Regions from separate parts of the Homo sapiens genome. Here region 2 is linked to region 1. The links are chromatin loops, found by intact Hi-C in ENCODE. Cell type or tissue: lower leg skin. All regions are shown on one strand. Links, peaks and the distances in the headings refer to the core of each region. The heading gives the core; the rest is flanking DNA. Region 1 overlaps PCNX2 (pecanex 2). Region 2 overlaps PCNX2 (pecanex 2).

What was found. A loop is a pair of places that touch in the nucleus more often than their neighbours do. Peaks named below come from ENCODE experiments on the same cell type or tissue, not always from the same donor. Only the 100,000 strongest peaks of a DNase experiment are listed, where the experiment ranks them.
Region 2: it touches region 1 in a loop (14-fold over the local background); 1 of 110 quality-filtered maps calls a loop at or near these places.

The regions. Positions count from the first base shown.
Region 1 is chr1:232,998,459-233,014,205 of GRCh38, reverse strand. It overlaps PCNX2 (pecanex 2), which reads left to right. Exons shown (of 34, transcript NM_014801.4): 29 at 12,525-12,669; 30 at 13,671-13,901; 31 at 14,827-15,101. Among named protein-coding and RNA genes, the nearest start is that of NTPCR, 56 kb to the right of the region's middle. In lower leg skin, for the core only: no CTCF peak of the experiment used is centred there; DNase peaks (open chromatin) are centred at 8,365 and 10,225.
Region 2 is chr1:233,049,072-233,064,818 of GRCh38, reverse strand. It overlaps PCNX2 (pecanex 2), which reads left to right. Exons shown (of 34, transcript NM_014801.4): 24 at 7,529-7,587; 25 at 10,336-10,551. Among named protein-coding and RNA genes, the nearest start is that of NTPCR, 110 kb to the right of the region's middle. In lower leg skin, for the core only: no CTCF peak of the experiment used is centred there; no DNase peak of the experiment used is centred there.

The DNA.
Region 1 (15,747 bases), core at 5,918-10,917:
CTTCTGTTTTTCAAACCCTTTCTCTACTGGGTCTCTCCCCTCAGTGGGTAAATAGCTCACGTCTGTCTTTTTAAAGAACAGAAACAAAATCAAACTCTGCTGGCTCTTTGGCACCCTGTGTCACTCGGGTGATGTTGTCCACCAAAGAAACAGTACTCATGCCAAACTGCTCTTAAAATTTCATCAGTCAGCTTCAAATCACCCAAATCAGTGGCCATTGCACAGATGTCCCCTTTTTTAGCACTATGGGCTGTGGTGCTGAACTCTGTCTGCCCACAAAGTGGAATCACCTTGATGAGTGGTTCTCAACCCCACGTGCACGTTAAAACCTCCTGTCAGGCTTTTAAATATCCTGATTCCCAGGATATTTAATCAATTCCATCAGCACCTCTGTGGGTGGGACCACACATCCCAAGTTTCAAAAGCTCTCAGGTGATGTCAGTGGGCAGCCAAGGTTGAGAACACAAACCTAGGGAGCTTAGAGAAGAAAGGGGGCCTCTACTTAGCCTCTGCCCGTCTGGGATTGTTTCTACTTGGACTTGCTTCATTGTGTCTATATTATATTATTGATGGTGCTCTACAAAAGAGGTTCTTTTGATATTGACTTGAGTGAGTTTTGTGACGTTAGGTGGGATTGTAAGCTTGTTAAGGGCAAAACCCACCTGTCTATTTGTTTAGCAACTGTCACAGTTCTGGGCTGTCAGGTAACCAAGCCCAGGGAGCCTTGTTGACTGTGTTTCCAAATGTCCTTCTTGAAAGGGGCAGCTGTGAGTCTACACTGGTGGCAAGTTGTTGGGAGGTATCATCAAGTAAGAGTTGTGAATTGATAAAGGGTAAAGTGTGTGGCTGGCAGCGCTTTTCATTTTCCTCTGGAGGCAGTAGCCTGGAGTCACCAAGAGGGACAAGTAAGAACCAAGGGTAGTTAGGATTTGTGATATCAACTACTCTTTCAACTCCCACGTCTCAGAATTTCATGATCGTTTTTACAGGTGAGAAATACCAAAACTCTGACCCTTAAAGTCTCATGTTAATGCCTATTTTAGGCCAATCTCCTGGGGAGGAGCTGGCTGGCCTCTGGTCTCTCCCTGTCCTCTTACCTGACTCAGTCTCACACTGGACTCAGGGCATTCTCTTTGTGGCCATCTGGGACTAAGCTTGATGATTGCCGCAGGTCTAACAGATGACTCCTCTGTGGGCTTCATAAAACATTGTGATGTGGCCCCTAAGATCGGGCTCCTTATTAAACTGTAAGCAGAGAACAGTGTTTGAGAAGGGCTTCATAGGATCTTGCACTTGAAATCACAAAATGACTCTTGAGATATTCGTAGCACCTGGGAAGATGATTAAAATAAGCTCTTTTGTTGGATCAATTTGAAATGTTTTATAAACTTCAAGTTGCAAATATTATCTCAGTTCATATCTAAGGCATTTTCAAAAGCTTTTTCAGTCTTGTTCTTTGTGTAACTTGTTCAGATATTCCTGATCCAGGCGTTTCTTGTTTGGTCTGCCTTATTTCTTTTTCTTTAATTAAACACCATGCTTACCAGCTGCTTTTTTAAACTTTGTTTTGATGGAATTTCCTTTATTTCAGATAGTTTCTCATACTCAATGTCAACTCTACTTGCTGCAGACATGGTGATGAGGTAACTCTGGGGAGAATCCTCTCAGTATTCTAGGGAAACACTTGACTATTTGGGACTGGTTCACTTCACCGAGAGGTTCCACCACATAGAAAGATCCTCCAAGACGCTTTCCTTTCAGTTTTTTCACTTACAAAAGACAACTTCTTTTACATCCCACCCTAAGCCCATGGTCTGAAGTCATGAAGTTCTGACCTAGTTGGATATGCCTGGGGATTGGGGTGGAGGATGCAGTGGGAGGGGAGGTTGGAGCCTGGCAGGGCCCCACCGCTCTTCAACCAACAGCTGGGATTTCTATTGAATCTGCTAGGGTGCCATAAATAGTTTGACTTGAAAAAAATAGTCTACAGAGCTCAAATTTTACACATAATTTTTATAGATACTGTTTAGGGAAAAACTCTCAAACCATGTTTTTCCTCTCTTCTCACACAAAAACAACAGTCATCAACACAGAAGACTTCTGTGGCCCCAATATATGTGGGATTTCTTCCTGCAAGCAAGCACCACTTCTGTGGTGAACTGTCCTCCAGTTCACTTCTGACACTAACCAGAGATGGTGTCAGAACCCACAGGTTGAAGGTTGAGGCCCACAAGTCTGGGCCACCTGAACTTCTGACTGGCTTCTACATGAGGGGTCCCACAATTCCCTCTTTGGGGTCAATGAATTTGCTAGAGCAGTTCACAGAATCCAGGGAAACACGTTTACTAGTTTATTATGAAGGATATTTTAAAGGATACAAATAAACAGCCAGATGAAGAGATGCATAGGGCCAGGTCTGGAAGGGTCTCGAGCACAGGAGCTTCCATCCCTGTGAAGTTGGGGTGTGCCACTTTCCAGGCAGGTGGATGAATTCTTCTTCACCTTCCTATCTACCTGCACATGTTCAGCTCTCTAGAAGCTCCCAGAACTGTGTCCTTTGGGCTTTTTATGGAGCGTCATTGGTTGTCCATGATTAAAGCTTGGACAGCTGTGCAGAAATGTGATTGGACAAAAAGGGCATTACCTAAACCCAGCAAGGCTAGTCTGCTCAGATTCTTCTTGGCCTCTCTGTGCAGCATTCTTTTCTCCAGAACATGTGCACGTCCTGCACATGTACCACGGAACTTAAAATTAAAATTAATTTTTAAAATGGGGTTTGGTTTAGGTTTTCTATGAAACCACTGTTATGAAGGCAGGGAGTTTTCTTCTTTTCCTAGCTTGCTAAAGCTTTATCAAGAAAGGATGTTGAATTTGTATAGAATTGGGGGGCATAATTTGGGTGATATTATTCTTCTTCTTTAATATATTAATGTTGTATTACATTAGTAGATTTCCTCATGTTGAAACATGCTTACAATTCTGAAATAAGCTCTACTTGGTCATGATATATTATTGTTTTTATACAATGATGGATTCAATTTGCTAATCTTTTAGTATGATTATATTCATGTGCAAAGTAAGAATGGCTCATAATTGTGTGTTTGCATATGTGCTATATGGTTGTATAACTTTAAAATGGGGAGTATGTCCTTAGGTGTACTGTAGGAGACCCAACAAGTCATTGTTACATAGTTAGTGCTAAAGCACATCAGGTGATGGTGAACACTGACTCTCCAGGCAGGTCTTAAACATATGCTTCACTTGACCAATTTGTTGGGGGAAATGTCTTGACTTTACAAAACTGACATAGATTTGATGGATAGTCCTGAAGAAAGAAAAATATATGCATGCAAAATTAGGGAGGATGAGTACATTGAAATTCATCTTAAATGAGATGCCAAATGTAAGTGAGCAAAAGACTACCTTTATATAAATTGTCTTTAAATAAAATGTTGATATGTTATGGAGATGGAATGGGTTCATATGGATGTGACAAGAAGACACTTATATTTTTTAGATTTAAGGTTTGGGACATACCTTCTTGGAAAACTGTGTCTCCCACTGAAGAAAGCCATCTAGATATAATGGGATGTTTTAGTAGGAAGTCAAAATAGTTTCACTGACCACAGAGTATGAGATGGTTTGATTACTGTCTTCAAATACATGAAAGGTGATGAGGTGGATTCTAGCTGATGTTCCATCCTTCGAGGTTAGGAGAAGATGGCTGCATTTTATAGAAGCAACAGGTTTGTTTGTAAAAGAAAATTTACTGACTCAGAGTAGAGTAAGCTTCCAAGAGGATAGAAAATTTAAAGCAAATTTGATCTTGAAAAGTGATAGGGAGACAAGCCAGACTGAAGTGTGCTCTGCCAAGCTGTGGCATGCTGCCTTGTTGCAGGAGGTCACTGTTGTGGTCTGAGGTCACTCCATCTACCATCTACCCACTCCTCCCACCCACAGCGTGTTGAGGAAATATTCTCTTCAGAAATCCAAGACATCATCTCAACTTCTCCTCCTGAGCTTCCACTGGAGATGAGGCCCCCACGGGGGCCAGCTGTCATGTCACAGTGGGTCATCTTGTAAAGGGAAATTAAGGTCCACTTGCCAGACTAAGGAAACTCAGAAATCAGAATCTGATAAAGTAAACAGGATGCAATATCTGACCTAGGAGATTAAAATCATGTTATCAAGCTAAAATCACAATCTTGGAACATGAGAAAAATATGTAAGTCTAAAGCATAGGGGGAAAAAATGATAGCCTACAAAGGAGCAGAAGTTTCTGGGACCTTAAATTCTAATGCAGTGTGGCAAAGCCCCTCCCACCTGGGCCTGGCGTATGGGCTCTCCTCCAGGTTCCAGCTCCCTGCTTCTCTGAAATGTCTTGCCATCTTTAGGAGACCCCAGGTTCTCTGGTCCCATGAGTCCAAACCTCAGAATCACAGAGGGAGCTTGATCAGAATACAGACCCCAAGCTCCATCGCAAACCAGTGACATGGACTCTCTAGATCTTGGATTTGGAAATCTGTGATTTTCAACAAGCTGCTGAGTGATTAATTCTTCTACAGCCAGCCCAACCCTGGTCATCAGGCCGGGCTTATGAAGGATTTTGCACCAGACAATAGTAGTTGATCCGCTTGATGTGGAGCCTCCGAGCAGAGAACTATTGCTGTTAAAACATCATGAGGTCAAACTACTTTACAAATATATTTTTAATTAAATTTTGCATTTTAGTTATTTCTATTTTGTTAATTATTATTTCACACTTATGATTTATTTGAAGCAATATCACCAATATCACTGAAATCCTTTAGCCAACATAATTTATTTCCAGTGATTATATGAGATTCTGCAATTCAAATGTGCTTAGTTTATATCTGAAGCCAAGGTGGCCTGGATATTAATTGCTGAAATATACTAGTTCAGGGGTGAAAATAACAATAACAGTATCAGTGAACACTTACAGCGGTGCCCACTAGGTACTGGGCAGAGTGCTAATGCAAGTTAGGAGAGTTAATGCATTTCGTCTTCTCTGAAGGCATGAGAGATGATGAGATAGGTATTATTGGCTCGATTTTGCAGCTGGGATTTCTGAAACACAGAGAAGTGATTTGTGCGAGTCTCACCATAGAGTCATGCCCAGACTCCAGAGTCCTTGCTCCTACTGGCCACACTGTCCCGCTGTCCACAACATCTCCCAGCAGTTAATCTCCATCTGCTGTGCAGGAACGCACCACACTCCCCCCAGCTCTGCATGGACACTTCCCTGGGGTGGCCCAGCTGCTCCAGGGCATCCACCTTCTCACCTATGCACGCTTCCTTGTGGACCTGTCCTGTGCTAGGTTGTGATGCTGAGAGCTGCTGACAGCACCTGCTACAGGCATCATGGCTCTGATGCTCTGGGTGGCCTGACCTCAGGGATGCTTCAACCCTGGGATGGCATCTTGCCCTTTCCTGCCAGCCCAGTGCTTTTCCGATAGGAGTTGCTGCCACTGTGCACCCTCCGTGCCCAGCTTACTTGGACACATCCACTGTGTCATTGAAGACACAGGCTTTGATCCCATAGGACAAGGTGAACACTGGACACTGGGGTGTATTTGGAATTGTCCCACCCCCTCACCAACAGGCACCCATTGTCTGCAGACCCCACTTGTGCACTGGGTCCCCCATGGAAAGAAATTCCTAGCAAGACCCTCACCAAGCCTCTAAATATGCCTGGCAGTAATTGATCTTATGAGTGAACACAGAAAGAAATTGATGACAATGAGGGCAAGAGACAAGTATCAGAACCAAGATTTAAGCTTCAGTTTGGAGCTCCTGGCTCCCATCCCTCCAACCCTGTAGGTCCATATGCCGCTTCTCAGTGTAGCACCCGAACTCTAGAGGAAGTGAAGCACCTTGGAGCTATTTGGGGGACATCACGTGTTCTTTACCGAGTGTTCTTTCTGAATGTTCTTTACCAGGTAGGAGAGAGCTGGGATCCCAACCAAAGGTTGTCTTGATTTTAGAGCCAATGGAGTAACTTCTTGGATAAAGAGTTCATGAAAGCAGTATTAATACACTCTCAATTCAGGGTCTGTGCAGGGTATACATACCAATTAGGAGGGTGAGATGGGGGTGAGTTCAAGAATTATACTCACAGTGCTTTCAGTATTGTGGCTCAACTGAAGCCTTTAAAGGGATGAGTTCATTCTCACACAGCTGAGAAGGCCTTTAAGAAGATGACTCAGGGCTGGGCACGGTGGCTCACGCCTGTAATCTCAGCACTTTGGGAGGCTGAGGTGGGTGGATCTCTTGAGGTCAGGAGTTCGAGACTAGCCTGGCCAATGTGGTGAAACCCTGTCTCTACTAAAAATACAAAAAAAAATAGCCGGGCATGGTGGCAGGTGCCTGTAATCCCAACTGCTCAGGGAGGCTGAGGTGGGTGGATCTCTTGAGGTCAGGATTTCAAGACTAGCCTGGCCAACATGGTGAAACCCCGTCTCTACTAAAAATACAAAAAAATTAGCCGGGCATGGTGGCAGGTGCCTGTAATCCCAGCTACTCGGGAGGCTGAGGTGCGAGAATCATTTGAACCTGGGAGGTGGAGGTTGCAGTGAGTTGAGATCACGCCACGGCACTCCAGCCTGGGCAACAGAGAGAGACTCCGTCTCAAAAAAATAAATAAAAAAAGAAGAAGATGACTCCAGTTACACATTATAAAAGCAACTCCATGTTTGCTAGAGAGGTAGGTGGCCTGGAAGCAGCTGTGGGTTTTCTCCTGTGCTTCTTCAGTGTGACATCAGATTCTGAGTATTTGCTCCCACCCATCTTACTCTCTTTCTCCACTTTTTCTGGCCTGTTTCTTCTCATATGAAAGGGTTGTAATAATTACATCATGCATCCGTGAGAATGAGAGGAGCCTATGGAATGGAAAGCGCTTAGTGACCCACAAGTCACCATACAAATGGAAGGTGTCTCCTTCTGTTTCACTTTTAGTTGCTCAGAGATGGTGCTAGTCATCTAGTTGCCAAGCTGGAGTACAATGGCTACTCGCAGGTGCTGTCAGAATGCACTACATCCTTGAACTCCCCACATCAGCCTTCCACGTCGCTGAGACTACAGGCATGTGCGACTGTACATGCCTTTGGATCATTGTTTTTGTTTGGGGAATTGCAGCAGGAGAGTGTGGTCAGGAGCATGGGATTGACTGCGAAACCAGTGTATGGTTGCTGGGTTCCACAGAGAGGAATAAGGCACACATGAAGAGAGCTTGCTGCAGTACCCAAGGTGGAGATGCTATCTGAGCCTGGGACAGTGACTAAGGTAGATGGGCACACACACTCTGAGTATTTCTGTTACTAATCAGTAAACATGGGACACCCAGCCTGCAAATCACACTTAATTGTTTACATATGTTCTACAAGCGTTCCATTTATGGCAGTGCGTGGCAGCAGAAGGCGCTTCACAATGCTAATCTGTAAATAACATAGTATGTACAGGCCTGTTTGGAAATTAACTAAACAAATCAGTCATTGTGCTGGAGATCCCCCTGTGAGTCCTGCAGAAACTATCCCCACATTAGAGCTGTTTCTCTCTGCATCCCAAGGTTCATTAAGACTTAAGATAAGGACCCCATTGTCCAATACTTGGAGCCCTTCTCCTCCACTGCTACTCTGTCTCTCTGAAAAAGCAGGGTTTCTCAGCAGCAGCACTGTAGACATTTTGAGCTGTATGGTTCTTTGTGGTGGGGGCTGTCCTGGGCATCGTGGAAATGGCCCCAGCCTCCAGCCAGAGAACAGCCATTTCCAGGAAGGTTGTAAACAATTGTGCTTTGCACTGAGGCCCCAGCCTCCCCTCTACATGCACAGCCACCAGCTATGTCATATGAAGTGGGTGAGGAACCAGAAGGACAGCAAGTGATGGGTTCATTCTGTGCCGAGTAGCGCAGTTACAGCCTACGCAGTACACTCCAGCTTTTTCCAGTTAAAAAGGAAATGTCCTCAAGTGTTAGCTCCTCATCGTCATCTGAAAGCGTGACATTTTTCTAATGCTGTTTTTATTTATGACAGTATTTAGCACTTCCATGGTGCCATGGAAGCTGGTGCCTGGTTATCTCATTGCCATAGTCTTTGGTCTTCTATGTGTGGACCTGCTCCCCTAACACATGATTACACATGTGCCGAGTTTTTTCAGGGCCCTGCCTGCCCTCTCTGCCCCTGTGGAATCCCACGCCACTGACTTCCCAGCTGACCGACTATGATAAGATGACCTGCTTCACTGACATCCTCCACAGGCGTGCGAGTGGGGGCTGTTTTAGTCCCCAGGAAGGCCAACCTTCAATGACTCAGATGCAACACTATTTCCCAGTAATAAAAGCCCAGCTCCAGCTGTTGGCCTGAGGGTGGGAGCCTGTCATTTCTCCATAGAGCTTTGAAAAGACATAGCCCTGTGAAGCTCCAAAACAGAAATGCACTGCAGGTGTCCTGCGGACCTCTGCTGCCCGCCACCCCCGCTTGGCTTGTCACAGCTCACCACCTTCCCCTCTTCATTCTCTCAGGGGGAAAAAAGCCAGGTAATGAAACACCTTCCTTTTAGGATGCCTTGATCTCTAAGGTGCTGTGGATAATTTCCCTGATCTAGTGGAATTCTAACTCAGAGTTTGTTTTCTACATTGAGAATCATTTCAATAATGGAATAGCATGAAGCACCACAATGTCTCATTTTCTCTGAAAATAGAAATGACAGGGAAAATATCCATTGTTGGTGGCCTTTGATGGAACTCAAGCCTCTTAGAGAGGCTCCTGTGGAGGCTGCCTTTCTCCTGCTGCTGAGTGAGCACTTGACGGCTGCCGGGCACACGCAGCTGGGCAAACACTAGGCTGATGCCTGCGATTCCTGGCTCTTCTCTTTTGTCTGTGGATGTTGCTCTGGGTGTCTGGGTGTTAATCTTCCTTTTCCACTATCCCCATCTCTACATCTGGAGAAAGCTTTTTCTCTTATGCATATGCCAGGCCATTCTGAGCAAGTATCATGACCCTCCGAATCCTTTCCTGAATAAATCCCACCCATTTTTCAGGAGTTAGCTCTCTCATTTTAGCACTTAGCTCCTATCTGATGCTGTGAGCATTTCCAAATGTTTTCTTTTGAGAGCAGGTAGCGGTCATTATTCATGTTTCGAAGCCTCCACTCTCGGCATCAGCCTACCTGCAGCCTGACTCTGCTGTTGTAAAACAGCCTTCTTGGTGCCTCCTAGGCAGTTGCTAAAGCTCACGGCCCCAGAAAGCTTTTGATAGCTTCTTGGATCCTTTTCTGGAAGATTCCAGGCTCCTCTAGGCCACAGCACCCCGAACCCCACCTGACCAGCCCCTGGCTGTTCCTGTTTCCCGCAGTCTGCTCTGAAGCCTTGAAGCCTCAGCGGCCTCTTTCTCAAGGGAGTCCTAGATATTAATGATAGTGGTACATTTCACGTTGAAATGCTAAAATAGCAATCAGTGGAACTATTTCCCTGATGTGCAGGTCTAATGCGCTGTGTTGAATCAGAAGCCTTGCTCAGTGAGCCAACTCATTAAATCCTTAGGAGCAGCCGTCCTCAGAGACTCCCTTCACACACATGCCCTGTTCATCCTGTCCCAGGCCGGCCCTGTCAGGGACGCTGTTTCTTGTACTTGCCTCGTAACTACCTCTTGGGGATGTGAGAGACCAGGGTTGTAAGAGGTGGCCGTGATAGAGAATATTTATAGAAAGAAAACAAAGCAAAAAAAAAAAAGGAGAAACTGTTCTTCCTCTCCTAGGAATGTAGGATGAGTTGCTTTCCCAAACCTACTCCCCAGGTTCATCCAAAATTTAAAGGCCCCAGGCTCTGAGAGATTTCCCTTGGGTGATACCCCTGTTCTCCATCCTGGCAACACTCAGTGATGTGTGGGAAATGGAAGCACGGCAGGAAAAACCTAGGAACCTGAACACCCGGATAATCTTGAAAGATCCCTCTTTTTTAAAAAAATACATAAGTGTGTGGAACTATAATTTTTATATAATCGAGTGTTGGCCAAATATGAAAGACAATGGAATTGAATTCTTTTTTTTTTTAATTATACTTTAAGTTCTGGGATACATGTGCAGAACGTGCAGGTATACACGTACCATGGTGGTTTGCTGCACCCATCAATCCGTCATCTACATTAGTTATTTCTCCTAATGCTATCCCTCCTCTAGCCCCCTCACCCTCCAACAGGCCCCGGTGTGTGATGTTCCCCTCCCTGTGTTCATGTGTTCTCGTTGTTCAGGTCCCACTTACGAGTGAGAACATGCAGTGTTTGGTTTTCTGTTCTTGTGTTACTTTGTTGAGAATGATGGTTTCCAGCTTCATCCATGTCCCTGCAAAGGACATGAACTCATCCTTTTTTATGGCTTCATAGTATTCCATGGTGTATATATGCCACATTTTCTTTATCCAGTCTATCATTGATGGGCATTTGGGTTGGTTCCAAGTCTTTGCTGTTGTGAATAGCGCTGCAGTAAACATACGTGTGCATGTGTCTTTATAGTGGAATGATTTATAATCCTTTGGGTATATACCCAGTAATGGGATTGCTGGGTCAAATGGTATTTCTGGTTCTAGATCCTTGAGGAATCGCCACACTGTCTTCCACAATGGTTGAACTAATTTACACTCCCACTAACAGTGTAAAAGCGTCTGTATTTCTCCATATCCTCTCCAGCATCTGTTGTTTCCTGACTTTTTAATGATTGCCATTCTAACTGGTGTGAGATGGTATCTAATTGTGGTTTTGATTTGCATTTCTCTGATGACCAGTGATGATGAGCTGTTTTTCATATGTTTGTTGGCCGCATAAATGTCTTCTTTTGAGAAGTATCTGTTCATATCCTTTGCTCACTTTTTGATGGGGTTGTTTTTTTCTTATAAATTTGTTTAAGTTCCTTGTAGATTCTGGATATTAGCCCTTTGTCAGATAGACAGATTGCAAAAATTTTCTCCCATTCTGTAGGTTGCCTGTTCACTCTGATGGTAGTTTCTTTTGCTGTGCAGAAGCTCTTTGGTTTAATTAGATCCCATTTGTCAATTTTGGGTTTTGTTGCCATTGCTTTTGCTGTTTTAGTCATGAAGTCTTTGCCCATGCCTATGTCCTGAATGGTATTGCCTAGGTTTTCTTCTAAGATTTTTATGGTTTTAGGTCTAACATTTAAGTCTTTAATCCATCTTGAATTAATTTTTGTATAAGGTGTAAGGAAGGGGTCCAGTTTCAGTTTTCTGCGTATGGCTAGCCAGTTTTCCCAATACCATTTATTAAATAGGGAATCCTTTCCCCATTGCTTGTTTTTGTCAGGTTTGTCAAAGATCAGATGGTTGTAAATGTGTGGCATTATTTCTGAGGCCTCTGTTCTGTTCCATTGGTCTATGTATCTGTTTTGGTACCAGTACCATGCTGTTTTGGTTACTGTAGCCTTGTAGTATAGTTTGAAGTCAGGTAGCGTGATGCCTCCAGCTTTGTTCTTTTTGCTTAGGATTGTATTGGCTATACAGTCTCTTTTCTGGTTCCATATGAAATTAAAATATTTTTTTCTAATTCTGTGAAGAAAGTCAGTGGTAGCTTGATGGGGATAGCATTGAATCTATAAATTACTTCGGGCAGTATGGCCATTTTCACAATATTGATTCTCCTATCCATGAGCATGGAATGTTTTTCCATTTGTTTGTGTCCTCTCTTATTTCCTTAAGCAGTGGTTTGTAGTTCTCCTTGAAGAGGCCCTTCACATCCCTTGTAAGTTGTATTCCTAGGTATTTTATTCTCTTTGTAGCAATTGTGAATGGGAGTTCACTCATTATTTGGCTCTCTGTTTGTCTATTATTGGTGTATATGAATGCTTGTGATTTTTGCACATTGATTTTGTATCCTGAGACTTTGTTGAAGTTGCTTAATCTTTCCTCTTAAGCCTCACTCTTCCGCCTCTTCCTCTCATCATTAAAAAAAATGGTGGGATTGGGAAATGCATGTTCTCTGAGAACCTAAATGACCCATTTGACATTTAATTTAGTTTTATTTCCTCTCTCCATATTGTGGTTGAATCCAATGACATAGCCCCAGAATGATACATAGAAATGCAAAGAAGAAGAAGAAAGTCTCCTGCATTACTCCACGGTTAGCATCATCGTCTCTGGGGAGCTGGTCGTCTCTGGGGTTTCATTGGGGTAGATGAAACTGTGTTTTAGCACTCTAACTTTGAGTGGACACGTGAGGCCAGTTCTGACCTGGAATCCTAGTGTCACATCCAGTGATTAAGTACTTTGGTGGCTCCTAAAATGACTGAAGACAACGCCCACGCCATGACACTAGCACTTATGAGGGCCCAAACATGGGCTGTAGGGGTAGGCACTAGGTGCACTGGGATGAGTCCTGTTATCTTCATTTTCTTGCTATATCAGCCTAAATGTTAAGATAATTCTTAGACAAATGGGAGACTCAAACTTTGCTCACAATGACAGGATTCTGAAATTTGTTCCATAGTAATAGGACTTTGTTTTGCAGCCTGGATTCTTTCCTGTATGGCCTCCATGTCCTCTTCAAAGGTGACTTCAGAATAACAGCACGTGACGAGTGGGTATTTGCTGACATGGACCTACTGCATAAAGTTGTAGCTCCAGCTATCAGGATGTCCCTGAAACTTCACCAGGTAAAAACCTATTTTATTTATTTATTTATTTATTTATTTATTTATTTATTTATTTATGAGATGGAGTTTCGCTCTTGTTGCCCAGGCTGGGGTGCAATGGCACAATCTCGGCTCACCACAACCTCCACCTCCCGGGTTCAAGCGATTCTCCTGCCACAGCCTCCCAAGTAGCTGGGATTACAGGCATGTGCCACCATGCCCAGCTAATTTTGTATTTGTAGTAGAAATGGGGTTTCTCCATGTTGGTCAGGCTGATCTCGAACTCCCGACCTTAAGTGATCTGCCCGCCTTAGCCTCCCAAAGTGCTGGGATTACAGGCGTGAGCCACTGCACCTGGCCAAACCTATTTTTTTAGAAAAAACTATCGCTCAGCTACTCGGGAGGTTAAGGTGGGAGGATAGCTTGAGCCCGGGAGTTTCAGGCTGCAGTGATCTATGATTGCGCCACTGCACTCCAGCCTGGGTGACAGTGCAAGACCCTGTCTCTTGGGGAAAAAAAAAGAAAAAGGATCAGCCTGAAACTTTAGGGGAAAAAATGGCCTTTAAAAATATGGTCTCCTTTCTCTGCACAGCACTGTAAGTGGGTTTATTACTTAGGTAACTAAGCATTGAAGCCGTCCAGATAGTCTTGACTTTAGCCAATGGTGATTTGCCCTCAAGAGCAGCTAGGCTAGGAGGTGGTGATATTCCACTAGAAGAAAGATGGGTATTGTGCAGAGACAATGACTTAGCAAAAGTGCCCAACCTATATCTAAAACTATATCTAAAGGTCAGAGGAACCTAAGCCATGAAGCTCTTTTCTAGGCACATTCCATTGGTTAGGGCAATGAGATAAAGAGGTGTCCTCTGTGCCGAGCTCAGGATTTGGAAAAAGAACAGGAGAGAGGAAGATGAGGAAAGAGCTTAGCTTTGGAGGTCACTGGCCAGTTGCCATCTGCATGCTTCCTGGGGGTGAGTTCCTCTGGTCCTTGCCCAGCCCACACCCACACTTCTTCCCACCAGGACCAGTTCACTTGCCCTGACGAGTATGAAGACCCAGCAGTCCTCTACGAGGCCATCCAGTCCTTCGAGAAGAAGGTGGTCATCTGCCACGAGGGCGACCCGGCCTGGCGGGGCGCAGTGCTGTCCAACAAGGAAGAGCTGCTCACCCTGCGGCACGTGGTGGACGAGGGTGCCGACGAGTACAAGGTCATCATGCTCCACAGAAGCTTCCTGAGCTTCAAGGTGATCAAGGTATGGCGGCCACACTTTCTGGGTCCCCTGTTGGCTCGTGTCTCTCTATCTGAGAAGAAATAGAATGGTGGTGGGCAGGGGGGCACTGACACAGGAGTCTCTGTGCCAGCATCCTCTGTTCAGAGGGATGTTCTGGAAGGAGCGCTGGCTGGCAAGTGGGGCAGGGCATGGTGCCAGGCTGGGTGCTGTGTTCCCCTGGCAGGATCACCCTCCACCTCACAGAGCCAGCACACAGACACAGACTTTGCCAAGAAGACCCAGTAGACACACATGTAAGTGAGAGTCAGGATATAGCTTATTTGTAAAGACTTTTTATTCTCTAGAACCCACACCTTTCTCTCATAAACCATTCCTGGATCCGAAGGCCTTATTCCCAATGGCTCCTCTTTTCATATAGCTTCAAATCACTAAGTGAAAACAAAAACTACTTTCTCTGCATTCTCTCTCAGTTTCCCCATGAAGATGGCATCATATCCGTCTTGCAGGATGGCTCTTCTGGCTTAACTGTGAAAAGAGCTTTACACCAAAGTTTTGTAGTCACAGATATTCAGTCCCAGAGCCCTGCTCTCTCATTGTAGTTAAAAACCAATAGATTGGCCGAGGCGTGTGGATCACCTGAGGTCAAGAGTTCGAGACCAGCCTGACCAACACGGAGAAACCCCGTCTCTACTAAAAAATACAAAATTAGCCAGGTGTGTTGGCACATGCCTGTAATTCCAGCTACTCGGGAGGCTGAGGCAAGAGAATTGCTTGAATCCGGGAGGCGGAGGTTGCAGTGAGCTGAGATTGCACCATTGCACTCCAGCCTGGGCAACAAGAGCGAAACTCTATCTCAAAAAAAAAAAAAAAAAAGAAAAAGAAAAAACCAATAGACTGGAAAACACAGGCCTTCTGCCTTTCTTCCCGTTCCCTCTCTGACCTGCAGGTTAACAAAGAATGCGTCCGAGGACTTTGGGCCGGGCAGCAGCAGGAGCTTATATTTCTTCGCAACCGCAATCCGGAGCGCGGCAGTATCCAGAACAATAAGCAGGTCCTGCGGAACTTGATTAACTCCTCCTGCGATCAGCCCCTGGGGTACCCCATGTATGTCTCCCCACTAACCACATCCTACCTAGGGACACACAGGCAGCTGAAGAACATCTGGGGTGGACCCATCACTTTGGACAGAATTAGGACCTGGTTCTGGACCAAGTGGGTAAGGTAAGTTTTTACAACAAATGCCTCTGTCCAGATGCTGGGGGAAGGTGTGGGGGATGCAGGGAGCTCTGTACTCCTGGTTCAGATTTCACTGTCAGCCACCATTTTCTCATATGATTAAAACTGCTACCCCCAAGTGGCATCGAACAGATCATTTGTTTCAGCAAGCAGTCTCAGATTATGAATCCATGGAAAATCTCATATGGATGAGAATCTCTTTCCCCCACATTTGCACAGGCTGAGTTCTTGCAGAGCTGCCAAGGTTATGAGTCTTTAGCAGTAACCATTCCACATCTGTTAGCAAGAACTGGAAGAACATCCCCAGCACACATTTCTCATCCAATAAGTCTTCTTACCTGGATGTAGTAATCAGTTGGGATGAATTCTAAGAAGTTTTGCCTGAAGACGACAGAGCTCCCTATCAAGCCTCAGTGCTAAGGGTTCTTATGGAAGGTTGAGACGGAAGCCCATTCATCCTGGTGCAGTCTGTTCATTTATTAGATGCTGAGGTTTGGGAACAACAGCCCCTCTTCCCACCAGCATGCCAGGTGGGCTACTCACCTGGAGAGCACGCTCTTCGATCCCGATTTAGGCAAGGCCATGGTGGTGCATTTAGGGGGATTGGAAGTGTGTTGCTGAGAATCCTCAA
Region 2 (15,747 bases), core at 3,843-8,842, 53 kb before region 1:
GTTCCAGAGATGTAGCAGACTAGATAATCTCAAAACTTTTATACCTGCTAAAAGTATCAAAAAATGATAGATGGTAAAATTCCTCCTAGATACATGTTTGAGCATAATAATAAAGTTGGAAAATTCCCAAGGGCTAGAAAGAAAGAGGGAGCAGAAAACAGCAAAACCCACTATCACTGCCTGGGAAGAATGGGGTGGGTGGTGGGTCGGGGCTGTGAGTCTCAGTAACATAGGGACTGACATTTTAAAATCTATGCCAGGCTAGGTGATGAAGCGTTAGTCCTACAGAAGCAGAAAGTTTCAACTAAGACTTCCACATAAAGCTGTAGCCCTGAAGGTCTTCCCCATCAGTGAAGAAGTGAAACACCCAACACAGAGAAGGAACAAGAAATCTCAACTGGTCAGAGAGAGGGAAGAGTGGGGACAAGTCTCCATTGTGAATGGACAATACTAATCTTTTGTCACATGCGGGCTTGGAGTTCAAAACGATACTACCCATATTTGGAAATTGTCACATTGAGAAGTTAACACAAAAATGGTACTGGTGTGTAAAACCCCTAGAGTTGCTGATGAAGCCAGTGTAAAATTATTCTTAAAGGACATGACATATCTTCAACTAATTCCACAATAAAAACTGACTGGAAAGGAGCTCTCAATCCAGTACTACGCAATACAAAAGAAAAATATTCACTGTGAACAAGAACCAGGAAATAAAATAAATAGCAGATTTCGACTCTCCAAAACTAAAGATAAGTAAAGAAATAATCATATATATATTTAGAATAAAAAGTTGTATAAGAAGAAATAAAACTAAAAGGCCAAGATGTTATGAAAAAAAAGACAAATTGGAACAAATGGCTTATAAAAATAAATGCATATAGTCATTAAAATGTATACTGTAATAGACAAGTTAAATAGTAAATTAAACACAGCTAAACTAGAAAGCAGTCAATCTAAGAAAACTGGCCAGAATGCAGCAGAGAAAGATAAAGAAATGGGAAATATTCCAGGGAGGTTAAGAGACTTAGAGGACAAAATGAAAGATGTCAACTAGAAGTCTAGAAGTTCCTGGAAGAAGGCATAAAACAAATAGGGAGAAGCACAGTTTTAAGAGAAAATAATAGAAAATTTTCAAAATTGATGAAAGACATGAATCCTCAATTTCAGGAATCTAAGTCATGACCATAATAAACTAAAATAAATTCACATTTCTACACAAAATAGTGAGGTTTCACAGCACTAATATCAAAAAAGATCTTTAAAGTATTCAGAAGCAACAGAAAGAATGGATACTAATTAATAACAGTATGTATGACCAATAGAAGAATTCTATACAGCAACAATGGAGTAATATGTAGTTGTACTCCTATTTTTCAGTATGGTTAACTTTTATTAGCTCTCTTTTCTCTCCCCCACTCTCATTCTCTCTCCCTGCCTCTCTTTCTCCTTTACCTTTTTTCCCTTTTTTAAAACAATCATTCTCATCAAATGTGTATATTTTTGTATGTTTGGTATTTATTTAACTACTCATTCTATTTGTTCAATAATTACAGGGCTATTCTTCTTCGTTGTTGTTGTTGTTGAAGACAGAGTCTTGCTCTGTCTCCCAGGCTGGAGTACAGTGGTACAATCTTGGCTCACTGCAGCCTCGCCTCCCAGGTTCAAGAGATTCTCCTGCCTCCACCTTCCGAGTAGCTGGGATTACAAGGGTGTGCCACCACACCCTGCTAATTTTCATATTTTTAGTAGAGACAGGGTTTCACTGTGTTGGCCAGGCTGGTCTTGAAACTCCTGACCTCAAATGATCCACCCACCTCAGCCTCCCAAATTGCTGGGATTACAGGCATGAGCCACCGTGCCCGGCCTCTTCTTTTGTTTTTATTCTGGAGTTACTTTTAGTATGTTACAGCTTTGTAGGGGATTACCTATTTCATTTATGTTTTCAAATTTATTGGCACAAAGTTGTTCATAGTATTGCCTTATTATTTCTGATTCTGTAGAATTGTCTTTATAATTTTATAATCAGACTATAGTGTAATGTGTTTAAAAATCAAAGAAACAATACAATTAGCATAATAACATAAACTATGAAGATGGAATATGACCAAATACATCTGCCTGGACACCCAGCGAAAAGACATACCTTAAATATGGTGACTTGGAACAGCTGAAAATCAAAGAATAAGTGAAAGCATTAGGCAAGTGCAAACAAATTAAAGCTACTGTTGTGGCTTAATATTGAACACAGATGTATTTGGGGCAAAAGCCATTAGGATTAAAAACATTTTATAATGCCAAAGACTAAAATTCACAATGAAAATATAAGCTATGAATATCAATGCATTAAGTCACGTAGCAAAACTTATATGGAAAAAAAGAAATTTTATTTAAAAAATAGAAACACAGTAGTGGTAGAAAATGTGACTCACTTTTCTTAGTTCATGACCCATCAAGTGATCAAAAATTAGATAAGCATATAGAAGAAATAAATAACATAATGTAACTTCAATATATACTACAGAATATATACACACATGCACAAACACATATACATATAGAAAATGAAAAAAACCTTTTCAGGTGCCCATGGGATATGAAGAAACACTGATTATATATTAGGCAATTAAAAAGGAGCTCACTTTCATAGTTCTTACAAACTACAATAGTAGTTCAATTTCTAGTAATGACATGCTAGGTGTTTACAACCAATTTTCCCCAGTGAGGGCAGCTAAAGAAAACTGGGTAAAATACAAAGAAAGGGGCTAGGCGCAGTGGCTCATGCCTGTAATCCCAGCACTTTGGGAGGCCGAGGCAGGTGGATCACCTGAGGTCAGGAGTTTGAGACCAGCCTGGCCAACATGGTGAAACCCCATCTCTACTAAAAATACAAAAATTAGCTGGGCGTAGTGGTGCATGCCTGTGATCCCAGCTACTCGGGAGGCTGAGGCAGGGGAATCGCTTGAACCCAGGAGGCGGAGGTTGCAGTGAGCCAAGATCGCACCACTGCACTCCAGCCTGGGCGACAGAGTAAGACTCTGTCTCAAAAAAAACAAAAACAAATACAAAACAATAACAACAAAAATAAATATAAAGAAAAAAACCAACAAAACTTTCTTTAAACTCAAAGTTGTTGGTTGCTCAAAACCTTCAAAGTACTGAAAATTCAGATCAAAATCCAGTAGAAGGAAAGCACCCAGCACTCATAACCATTTTTATTCAAGACCATCTGCCAAACCTGAAAAAAGAAACAGCCAAACTGAGCTGTTTGTGGTCTTGGAGGGCAAATGTATGAAAAGTCAAAACCCAGGCCCAGTAAGGCTGGAGGTCACCTGAAGGCGCTGATCCGAGGCAGTGCTCACCCTGATGGGTGTACAGCAGTATGTCCTCAGGAAATGTCTCGTGCCAAATCATTCTGAGCTGCGTGGTGACAGCAGAGTGCCATTGACTTTGCAAGAGCTAATACGATTGTTAGTAGCAGCAGCAATTAAGGGCAGAAAAACAAACCTAGCTGTACCTTGTGCATATAATCAATTTTAAAGGAGACAGTACCCCTGTATTTAAACTCTGGCTGCCTTTTCATTGTCCAGATTTCTTTAAGGTTGGTCTGCCTATGAATAGAATTACAGTCTATTTTTAACTCTGTCTTGGATTTGCTATATGAACAGACCCCCACCAAACTTCTCACTCCGGCCAGCAGTATTTCCTCACCAAAAAATAAGACAACTTTTACCATAGACTGTGTGTACTGACAAAGGGGAATTTGAAGCATTATCAATATAGAAAATTACTTTTAAATTATTTAAGTTGTTCAGATGAAACTGAGAGAGAAGGTGCTTGACTTAGAGAGACTGGCCATGGGGTGGAAAGGCCAAGTTTGAAGGGAAGAAGCCAGCTCTGCTCTCTGCATTTTGTATTAACATAAAAGAGGGGTGCTTCTCAGTAAGTCCGCTTCTCTGGAGAGTCCTGTTATACGACTCTTGTTCTGTAGTGCTCAGGACAGCATTAGCCAGCAATGCACAGTGACTTTGTCAGGCAAGTGCTAGGAAGACCATGCATGCAGACGCATGCCTAATGTGTACCAGGATTGCATGTTCCCACTGAGATTGGGGAGTGAGCTATAAGCCCTGTTTCCTCTTTGAGCTACAGAGCTGATGTTCATTTGATTGGACAGTTAAGGCAGAAATCCAATTACTGAGCTAATTAGCACCTTTGAGGGGTAAGCACCAAATTTACAGGAGGAAAGCACTGGAGAAAACTCAAATTACCCAGTGTGGCTGACAGTCCACCCTCTTAGAGAATGTGTGGAGAGCCAGAGGTCCTGGGGGTACACAGGCAGCTTAACTTAGTTATTGCTCATCAGAATTTAGACTGTGTTCTATAGGCTTCTGAAAAGATAGCTTTCCAGTGAACATAGTTTTAGAAGGTGTTTTAGTTCCCTAAGGAGTTTAGTAAATGATTTTCTTTTGTCTTAATCCTCCTTTAAAAGTTGTTTATTCTGCTGCTTGAAAATTCCATTTGTGGTAGGTCTTAAGGTGAAATTAAAATTCCATTTAGGGACTAACTATGCAGACGTGGGACTTCAGCCTTCATTAAAAAGAATTTTGTTGGTTGCTGGATTTTCTGCTACCCTGAGATCTTTCATTTTTCAAAGCTGCTATGAGAGTATTTGTAAGGAAAACTAAAGCTGTAATAGAACAGCATACTTGGGTTCACAGCCTTTCTGAAATGTAACACAGTATTTCTTCTCTCCAATCCATCCGTAGCATCACAGAACTCAACAGGATCTTGCCTAGATGGTTCCCAAATGTCTAAGACATACATGAAAAGAAAGAATACTTTTTTTTTCTGAAGACAAGCCTTTTCATTTATTCAAATTATAGTTCCAACCAAATATCTTTTTATCTGTTTTTATTCCCAAAAGACAAGTTCACAAAAGAAGGCTGCATTCTTAGGTTTCTTCTTAAGCACCATTTCTGACAAGTGCTTTTCATTTATTAAATTATACAGAATATGTCAATGATCATGTTTAAACATAAGCCACATATGCAGCATTGACTGGCAGCTAGTCTTGTTTCTTCTTAGCAAATATTATAAGGACAAGAACTTCAGAAGTAGCCTTATCTTTGACCATTCAATAATTTATTCTGCAAATATTTATTGAGTGACTACTATGTGCCAGTTGTGAGCAACAAACTTACTCTCATGGTACTTAGGGACTGATGTAAGAGTCAGATATCATCAGATAATTACACAAAGAGATGTATGATGTGGTGTAAAGTAAAGGCTCCTAAGCCAGCCTCCCTAGGTCATATTCTGGCTGTGCCACCTGTTAGATCTGTGACCTTGAGCACTCTATTTAATTTCTCTGTGCCTCTGCCTCATCCGCCGTGAGAATGGGTATAATGAGTACCTACCTCAGAGGGTAGTTTTGAGGCAATAATAAGCCAATACATATAAAGTACTTAGAACAGGCACATGACACAAGCAAGTGCTACATAAATGTTAGCTGCCATTGTTATGATTGATGTTAGCCTTGACAGGTGCTCCAAAAGAGAGGTACAGGTACAACATGTGAAAGAGAACATGACAAAGGAATCTCAAGCAGCACAGGAGTCAAGGCAGCTTCCCTGAGAAGGTGATACTTGAGCTGAGACTTGAAGGATGAGAGGAGTCAATGAGGAAAAATGAGTGGGAATGGAAAGGGATCCCTAAGTAGAGGGAACATTTGCAAAGGATACTGGAGAGGAAGGAATGACAGGACTAAGAGGTCTGGGCATGCTGAAGGGGTGGAAAAGGAAAACCAACAGGCTTGGAGCAAAGAAAGCAAAGGGTGGAGTGATAGAAAAGGCAGGAGCTGGCCAGGCGCTGTGACTCACACCTGTAATCCCAGCACTTTGGGAGGCCAAGGCAGGTGGATCATGAGGTCGAGAGAGCGAGACCATCCTGGTCAACATGGTAAAACCCCGTCTCTACTAAGAATACAAAAATTAGCTGGGCATGTGGCGCATGTCTGTAATCCCAGCTACTGGGAAGGCTGAGGCAGGACAATCGCTTGAACCCAGGAGGCGGAGGTTGCCATGAGCCGAGATTGCACTGCTGCACTCCATCCTGGTGACAGAGCGAGACTCCATCTCAAAAAAAAAAAAAAAAAAAGAAAAGAAAAGAAAAAGAAAAAGCAGGAGCCAGATGTGTTCAAGACCAGGCTTTCTACAATTGTCAGTGGGACCTTCATTATGCCCAAATCCTTAAGTAAACCCTATGTGTGATGCTGATATATTTGTGGAAGCCCTTTCTTAATGGCGAATATATCAGATTTAACCATATGAAATTGCCATTTTGTAGGTGATAATAAACAGTTGACTATCGTCAATTTCATAGGCCTGATGTCAATTTCATATTTCATTCTTTAAAGACCGCCACTCATTGTTGGAAATAAAAGGACAAAGGTAGGCTGGCATAGCCTCTCCAAGAGAGCAGATCGCTGCACTTACAAAGGGTTTTGGGGATGTGTGGAGTTCAAGGACTGGTGAGGTTTTGGAGGCATACATGGGTTGATGGCATCTGTATAGGTGGTTACTTGAAAAGCCTGTTATTCATCAGTTGCCCCTCAAGTCTGCAGTGAGTCGGCTAACTCTCAGAAGCCAGGGGTTGTCATGGACTGGCTGCCTTACAAAAGCTGTGCACTGAGGGGTGTTTACATGATGGAATAGGTTCAAAGCTGGTTCTAGTGGCCACTTGTTACCATGGCTGCAGATGATCCGAGAGCTTTCATTCTCATGGTTCAACCTAAGAAAGGTCTATAAGAGTATACCCCACTCTTGAAAGCAGGTGGTGGAGACGTTGACTACTCACCACCATTTCCTGAAATCAATTTGAAGAGAAAGATACCTTTGTGGACACTGTTCTCAAGTTCTGAAAGTGGGTAGCATTACATTGGCAGTTTAAACACTTGCTTTTTTTTTTTTGAGTCTTGCTCTGTCACCCAGGTTGGAGTGCAGTGGTGCAATCTCGGCTCACTGCGACCTCGGCCTCCTGGATTCAAGTTCAGCCTCCCAAGTAGCTGAGATTATAGGAGTGTGCCACCACACATGGCTAATCTTTTTGTATTTTTAGTAGAGATGGAGTTTCACACTGTTTGCCAGACTGGTACCAAGCTCCTGACTTCAAATGATCTGCCTGCCTCAGCCTCCCTAAGTGTTGGGATTACAGGCATGAGCCACCGTGCTCAGCCTAAATACTTGCTTTGATTTTGCAGATCTGGTGCTCCAAATTGATTAAGACACAAGACCGTTCTCTCCAAATCAGAGAGCTACTCATCTCTCCCTTCCATGTGTTTCTTGTACTGCTCCCTCTATCTCTTATCATGAGACTCCTCTCTTCCTGCAGTGTGGTAAAACTACAGCAATCGTCTTAACCTGTGAGATCTGTCACCTTTGCATTTTCCACTCATGCAGCTGGTTCTATAAACCAACTCTTCTGCTTGGGGGGATCTAATCATGACCTTTTACCCTTTTGTGGCCTCTTCTAGTACAAGGCGAGTGGATAATTCCAACACAAGACTGGCAGTCCAAATTGAAAGAGATCCAGGTAAGAAGATCTCTTCTCTCTTTTTCAACTATTTATTGTTGTATGGATGGATTCTCAAAAGGAAGAATTAAATACTCACTCTGTACTCATTGTGGAGACAATGCACATCTTAGTTAATCTGCTGAATGTGGAATAAAACTGTGCAGGTAGAGTGATCAAGCAACCTGATTTGGTTTGACAATGCATTGCTCCGCTATTTAGAATTGATTAGGACCTTGCTCAGTATTGCATACCCCTGTTAATCAAGACATTTTAGTTCGTGTGCAGTAAACCTCAAACACAGACTATAAACCTTGAGATTCGTCTTTTAGGAAAAAAAAATTCTTTGGAAAAACATCAGCATGATAATATCCTTAAAGGTAAAGCATTCCATGATCCAGGATCTAGAAGGTTTCAGAAACTTTGGTCAACATTAAGCTATGAAAGGATGTACCTGCTAGAAAATTATTTTACTTTTTTCTTTCCATAATCAATCTCCTTTTTTAACCATTCTATTTCTTCTTTCCTCATATTAGAATGCAAATTTTAACTGTTCTCTATTTTTGTCCTCCTCACTCCCTTCTTTGTGACCCAAAATCTGTCTAGGAACAATTGTATCGTGCTCATTATCTATATTTGAATTGCATCTACATGATTAATTCGAAATCAAAATTCGAAATTTGAGATACCTGGAGAGAGAAGCTTATTTTTTGTTGAACTTTATGTCAGTACAATGAGGGAGGAGAGGTACTGATATCTCTGAGGTGCAGCTGTGGGACTGTGATGTTACAAGGCTATTGATACAAGGCAGAGGGACAGTTTCCCAAGCACATTGTGCTGTTAGTTAATCATAGTTGCTGTCTCATTTTAATCTAATTATGCAAATGTGTGGTCAATGTGTTCTAAAAAGATGCCCTGAGTTGAATCTCTACTTTTAGTGATTTCAATTGTTTTGTTTTATTTAAATATTGAACAGTTTCAACAATTAAGCAAAGGCTAATTCTCTCATTCAGGCCTTTCCTTTCAAAGTGCCAGAGACTGAAAGGTGTCTTTAATTAGTGTCTCAGGATGCGTGCTGCTTCATTAGAGAAAATGAATACAGTGCAGGTCAAGGAGGCTTCATCTGCATAGAAGATTAAGCATACTGATACATTATTAGACTACATGGCATGAGTCAGCCCACAGAACAGTTTCTTTCCATTAATCATAATTAAGTTATAAATGCTCTAGTTTTGATTCAGCTTTCAACTGTCATGAGTGGCCAGCAAAGATACTCATAATTTGATAGTGTTATTCTGTAGATTTCTTAGAGGTGGATTGGTGATCTTCCTTATGTAAGCGCACTTGGGGCATCTTCACCTTCTTGTACCACTCCCTGCCTTCCGCACCCTGATTTTGCCCCAGTTCCCATGGATACAAAGCAGGGATGCTTCGGTCAGATCTGCAGTCTTCATCCCTGTCCTCCCCGAATGTCTGTCTCCACTCAAATAGACGATCCAGGAGGGAGCATTGAGTTTTGCTTTAGGCGTTTCCTGTTTAGGACAACTATGCCTATGGCTTTCCAGAGCCATAATTTCCTCTCCCAAAGAAAAGCTACTCCTAGAATAAAAGTCATGAACGTGAACATTTTGCCTAGGCTTCTCCCAATGCTTACTCCACCCACAGGACCACAGACCAGGAAGACTTCCCATGTTATCCAATCTTCTCTTTAAAAAATCTTATATCCCTCATCTTGAGAGATCCCATGAAAGGAGGGAAAAGAGTCAGGGCTCAGCAGGGAGGATATAGGAAATGCACTACGCACTCCTAATTTCACCCCCACTCAACACGCACCCCTGGCTGTCCACCGGGAAGCAAGGTATTCCATCATTCCATCTTCTTTGCTGCTTCCTCCTTCACCCTTCCTTGGATGTCATTATCCACCCAATTAAAATGGCCAAAGTTAAACAAACAAGCAACAGTGGACAATTCCAAGTCCTGGCAAGGATGCAGAATTAGAGCTCTCAATCACTGCTGGGGAAATGCAAATAGGGTACAGCCACTTTGGAGAACAGCAGTCCTGCTCCTAAGCATTTACTCAAGAGAAATGGGGAGAGTCATATTCACACAAACTCCTGTTCATGACTCTTGGTAGTGGTTTTACCCATAATCACCAAAACTGGAAACAACCCAAGTGTCCTTCAGCAGCTGAATGGATAAACAAACTGTAGCACATGCATACAGAGGGATACTACTCAAAGGTGAAACAGAACACACTCATATATACAACAGATGAATGCATTATTCTAAGCGCTGGTTATATGACTATGTGCATTTTTCAAGACTCATAGAATAGTACACTAAAATGGATGAATTTTACCCTACACAAATTATTCTTCAATAAACCTGAATTTTTAATTTATATATAGTTTAAGAACAAATGGTATCCATTTATATATAGTATAATAACTTATATGTTATATAATATGTCAAATATTTATTTGTATTTAACAAATAATACTAGCAATGATTGTTTGTATTATATATTATAGCACATATATATAAATCGATGCTGCTTATGGCCTATAAATTACACAGAGAGAATATTGAGGGAAAAAATTGGAGGGTCTCATATAATCCACTAAAATGTGGGAAGAACACATCTTTCCTCTTTTATGTATATAAAGAGTCTGATTTTACCCTTAATCAGATGACAACTCACTGTTTCCTAGGTCTGGATACACAGCAAGGAGTAGGCATTCACTGATCATATTTCTTGTCTGCCTTTAGGGAATGATGACAACAATCTCAATTCCATTTTTTATGAACACTTGACAAGGACCCTCCAGGAGTCCCTCTGTGGAGACTTAGTTCTTGGACGTTGGGGCAACTACAGCTCTGGCGATTGCTTTATTTTGGCTTCAGATGACCTCAATGCCTTTGTTCACCTGATTGAAATTGGAAATGGTCTTGTCACCTTTCAACTTCGAGGACTGGAATTCCGAGGTAAGAATTTCTTCATTGTAGAAACTGTTGAAAGTTGGTTGCTTGAGTTAATTATCAAGCAAAACTTTAGGAAGAAGTCACTGTTAAACAGGAAAAACTTAATGTCTTCCTACTGAAAGTGAGCTTGCCACCACTACCTTGATATAAATAAACTACAGTCATCTGAAGGAATAAAAACATAAAACATAGAATGGCATGTAAACTTGTGGATTAGCAAACCAGGACATTGGTTTTATTAGCAAATCAGGATATTGATTTTAATCCTTCTGGGAAAAACTCAGAAGCCACAGGAGGTTGTGGGGAACATCATTTGGGGTTCCAAATGGAGTCAGCCCGACCTTGTTCTGTGGGTCACAGGTGTTGGGATCTGTTGCGTGCAAATCATTTAAGGTCTTAGAGCTTTTCTTTCCTATCTGCAAAATAATAATAATGAGAATGGCTGCCTTATAATGTTGCTGTGTGGTTTAAATGAGATCATGTAGAAGGCACTTCATGAATCCTCATTGCTTTATGGTTATTGAGTCTGCCTGAATCTTGAAAGTATAACTCCAGTTTTCCCGCAAATGAGGAGCTGGAGTTATGCGGGATGCAGAAAGTGGCATAAGTGATGTACCTGTTGCCTTCTCCTATGTTGTTTATTCCTTTACTCATTGCATGTTTTCTGAACATCTCCTCTGTATCAGGCAGTGTTTCAATACTGGAGATGCAATGGACACGTGACATAAAAGAGTCTTATCACCATGAAGCTTACCCCCAGTGAGAGACACCTAAAGTAAACAAGTAAACAGACAAACTTATTATAGCTTGGAGCAGGTGCTATGAAAGAAGTAAATAGGGTTCTGGAACCCAAAGTCACTGCAGAGGATGAGGGTGAGGAGGTGCCACATTCAATGGGATGGTCGAGGAGGGCCTGGAGAGGAGAGCAGGAGGAAGAATGTCCCCAGTGCAGGGACTGATACCTGCTAAGTGCATGAGTCAGGCGGCATCTCAGAGCACTCCTGGCATCTGGGAGGACTCAAGTGACTAGGGCTGACCAGCGCTTGCGGCAACTTGACATGAGGCAGCTGGAAGCCCAGTAATGTGAGATCTCCCCGCCAGTGTCAGGGACTATATGTTATTCTCTATGTTATGGGGAACCATGTAGGGACTCTGGAGGAGGGAATGGTTGACCCTCTCTACACTTTAAGAGATTGGTCTGGTGGCTGTGTGGAGAATATACTGGGGGAAGACAAAAGTAGAAGCAGGGAAACCATTTAGGACTGCATTGTGGACACCCAAGCAGATGATGGCAGAGACAGGGAAGTGCCCAGAGACTGGGAGGTGGAATCAGAAGGGCTAGCTGTTAGGGGTGAGTAAGAGGGGAGGCTCTGTGTGCCCCCCAAGTTTCTAGATCGAGTGTCTGCATGGGCAGAGGTGTGTTTACTAAAACAGGGAAGCCTGGAAGGACTTTTTGGTCTGGTGGTGGAGGCATTCAGGTGAATATGCAAGTAGCTAGTACATACAGTCTCTTAGTTATTCAGGAGACATTTATTTAGCACTGATTACATGTCATGCACTAGTGTAGGTACCAAGAATACAGAAATGAAGCCCCCACCTTAAGATGCTGGGAGCCTCACAGAGAAGACAGGTATGGAAGGAGCTCATGTGAAATGAGTATCGCATGAAATGAATGTTATGACAGTGTCCTGCAAGGGCCAGGTTAAGGACCAGAGGAGAGGCACTGGTGTCAGGTTGGAGTCTGGGTCAGCTCAATGGAGGAGAAAGAGGAAGGGCCTTACCTGCTAAGGAGCAGCAGATGTGATGACAAAGAAGCACCAAGTCATCCGATGTAGTTCTCAGCAGGTAGTTTGGAAGTGGTTATAGGTAATGCTAGAAAGGTGAGCAGGAGCCAATTCATACCTGTTCAAACCCTCACTGTGACAAAAGGACATCTTTTAGCCAAAAACAAGTTGTCATGTTTTCCCAGATTGAACACCATTATCTAAAGATGATCAGTTATCTCGGTTCTTTGGATGAGAATCTCTAGCATTAGTTTTGTGAATATCCATGCCTTTTCACATTCCTAAATAAATGTTTACGAAATATTTTTTTTCTAGAGTGGTAGGTTCTGTGTTTTAGGTGTGCATTCCGTGCACTTTTCTGAATTTTAAGAATCTAATTTAGGGGGCTTAGTTTGGAGAAGGTTATTGAACAGGGAACTAGTGATAAAACTCTATAGAGTAATCACAGAAGGGATAATTCCCCTACATTTAGCACAGATGCCAGAAAATGTCACGAGAGATGGTGGAAATAAGTGTCTTCAGTGCAATAATACAATAGAACTGTCCTGCTCTCTGAATTTCTGAATCTCAGCTCTTTTGAGAGCTTTTCTTAAAAGTTCTTTTATTTTAGTATATTCCTTTTTAAATATAATTTCAATTTTCATTTTAGATTTGGGGGTACATATGCAGGTTTGTTACATGGATATATTGTGTGATGCTGAGATATGAGGTATGATTGGTCCCATCACTGAGGTACTGCTCATAGGACTCAACAGTTTTTCAACCTTTGTCCCCTTTTCTACCTGCAATGTCTACCAGTCCCCAGTGTCTATTGTTGCCTTCTGTATGTCCATTAGTACCAAACGTTTAGCTCCCTTTTATAAGTGAGAACATCTGGTATTTGGTTTTCTATTCCTGCATTAATTTGCTTAGGATAATGGCATCCAACTGCATCTACGTTGCTGCAAAGGACATGATTTTATTTTTCTTTATGGCTGCATAGTATTCCATGGTGTATATGTACCCCCATTTTCTTTATCCAGTCTACTGTTGATGGGCACCTAGGTTGATTCCATGTCATTGCTATTGTGAATAGTGCTGCAGTGAACATATGAGTGCATGTGTCTGTTTGGTATAACGATTTATTTTATTTGAGTATATATACCCGGTAATGGGATTGCTGAGTTGAAAGGTAGTTCTGATTTAAAGTGCTTTGAGAAATCTCCAAACTGCTTTCCACAGTGGCTAGACTAATTTACATTCCCATCAACAGTGTATAAATGTTCCCTTTTCTCTGCAGCCTCACCAGCATCTATTGTTTTGTGTTTTGTGTTTTTTGTTTACTTTTTAATAATAGCTATTCTGATTCATGTGAGGTGGTATCTCATTGTGGTTTTGATTTTCATTTCTCTGATGATTAGTGATGTTGAGCATTTTTTTCATGTGTTAGTTGGCCACTTGTATGTCTTCTTTTGAGAAGTATCTCTTCATATCTTTTACCCATTTTTTAATGGGGTTATTTATTTTTTGCTTGTTTGATTGTTTAATTCCCTTATACATTCTGGATATTAGACCTTTGTCAGTTACATAGTTTGGGAATATTATCTCCCATTCTGTAGGTTGTCTTTTATTCTATTGATAGTTTCTTTTGCTGTGCAGAAGCTCTTTAGTTTAATTAGGTCTCATTTGCCCATTTTTGTTTTTTTGCAATTGCTTTTGAAGACTTAGTCATAAATTCTTTCCTAAGGCCCATGTCCAGAATAATGTTTTCTAGGTTTTCCTCCTATAGTTTGAGGTCTTACATTTAAATCTTTAATCAATCTTGGGTTAATTTTTGTATATGGTGAAAGGTAGGGGTCCTGTTTCATTCTTCTGCACATGGCTAGCCAGCTATCCCAGCACCATTTATTGAATAGGGAGCCCTTTCCCCATTGCTTATTTTTGTTGACTTTGTCAAAGATCAGATGGCTATAGGTGTGTGACTTTTTATTTCCGGGTTTGCTATTCTGTTCCATTGGTCTATGTGTCTGTTTTTGTACCACTACCATGCTGTTTTGGTTACTATAGGCTTAGAGTATAGTTTGAAGTTGGGTAATTGATGCCTCTGGATTTGTTCCTTTTGTTTAGGATTGCTTTTGCTACTTGGGCTTTTTTTTTTTATTCAGTATGGATTTTAGAATAGTTTTTTTCTAGCTCTGTGAAAAATGACATTGGTAGTTTGATGGGAATAGAGTCTATAGACTGCTTTGGGCAGTATGGTCATTTTTTTTATTATACTTTAATTTCTGGGATACATGTGCAGAACATGCAGGTTTGTTACATAGATATACACGTGCCATGATGGTTTGCTGCACCCATCAACCCATCATCTACATTAGGTATTTCTCCTAATGCTATCCCTCCCCTAGACCCCCACCCCATGACAGGCCCCAGTGTGTGATGTTCCCCTCCCTGTGTCCATGTGTTCCCATTGTTCAACTCCTATGTTGATTCTTCCAATCCATGAGCAAGGAATGTTTTCCCATTTGTTTGTGTCATCCATAATATTTTTCAACAGTGTTTTTGTAGTTCTCTTTGTAGAGATCTTTTACCTTTTTGGTTAGATGTATTCTTAGGTATTTGTGTGTGTGTGTGTGTGTGTGTGTCTATTGTAAATGAGATTGTGTTTTTTATTTGGCTCTCAGCTTGAATGTTACTAGTGTGTAGGAATGCTACTAAGTTTTGTACATTGATTTTGTATCCTGAAACTTTCCTGAAGTTATTTTATCAATTCCGGAAGGCTTTTGGCAGAGTCTTTAAGGGTTCTCTGACTATACAATCATATGATCAGTGAAGAGAGATATTTTGACTTCTTTTTCTATTTGGATGTCTTTTATTTATTTCTCTGGATTGGCTGCTCTGGCTAGGACTTCCAGTACTATGTTGAATAGGAGTGATAAGAGTGGGCATCCTTGTCTTGTTCTGGTTTCAAGGGGAATTCTTCCAGCCATTTGTTTGTCATAGATGAGTCTTATTATTTTGAGGTGTATTCTTTCTATCCTTCATTTCTTGAGGGTCTTTACCATGAAAGGATGTTGAATTTTATTGAAAGGTTTTTTTCATGTCTAGTGATATGATCATGTGGTTTTTGTTTTTAATTCTGTTTATGTGATGAATCACATATATTGACTTGTATATGTTGACCCAACCTTGCATCCTAGGAATGAAGCTGACTTGATCATAGTGAATTAACTCTGATGTGCTGCCTAATTTGGTTTACTAGTAGTTTGCTGAAGATTTTTGTATCTATATTCATCAGGGATATTGGCCTGTCATTTTCTTTTTTTGTTGTGTTTCTGCCAGATTTTGGTATCAGGGTGATGCTAGCTTCATAGAATGCATTAGGGAGGAGTCCCTCCTCCTCAGTTTTTTGGTATAGTTTCAGTAGAATTGGTAC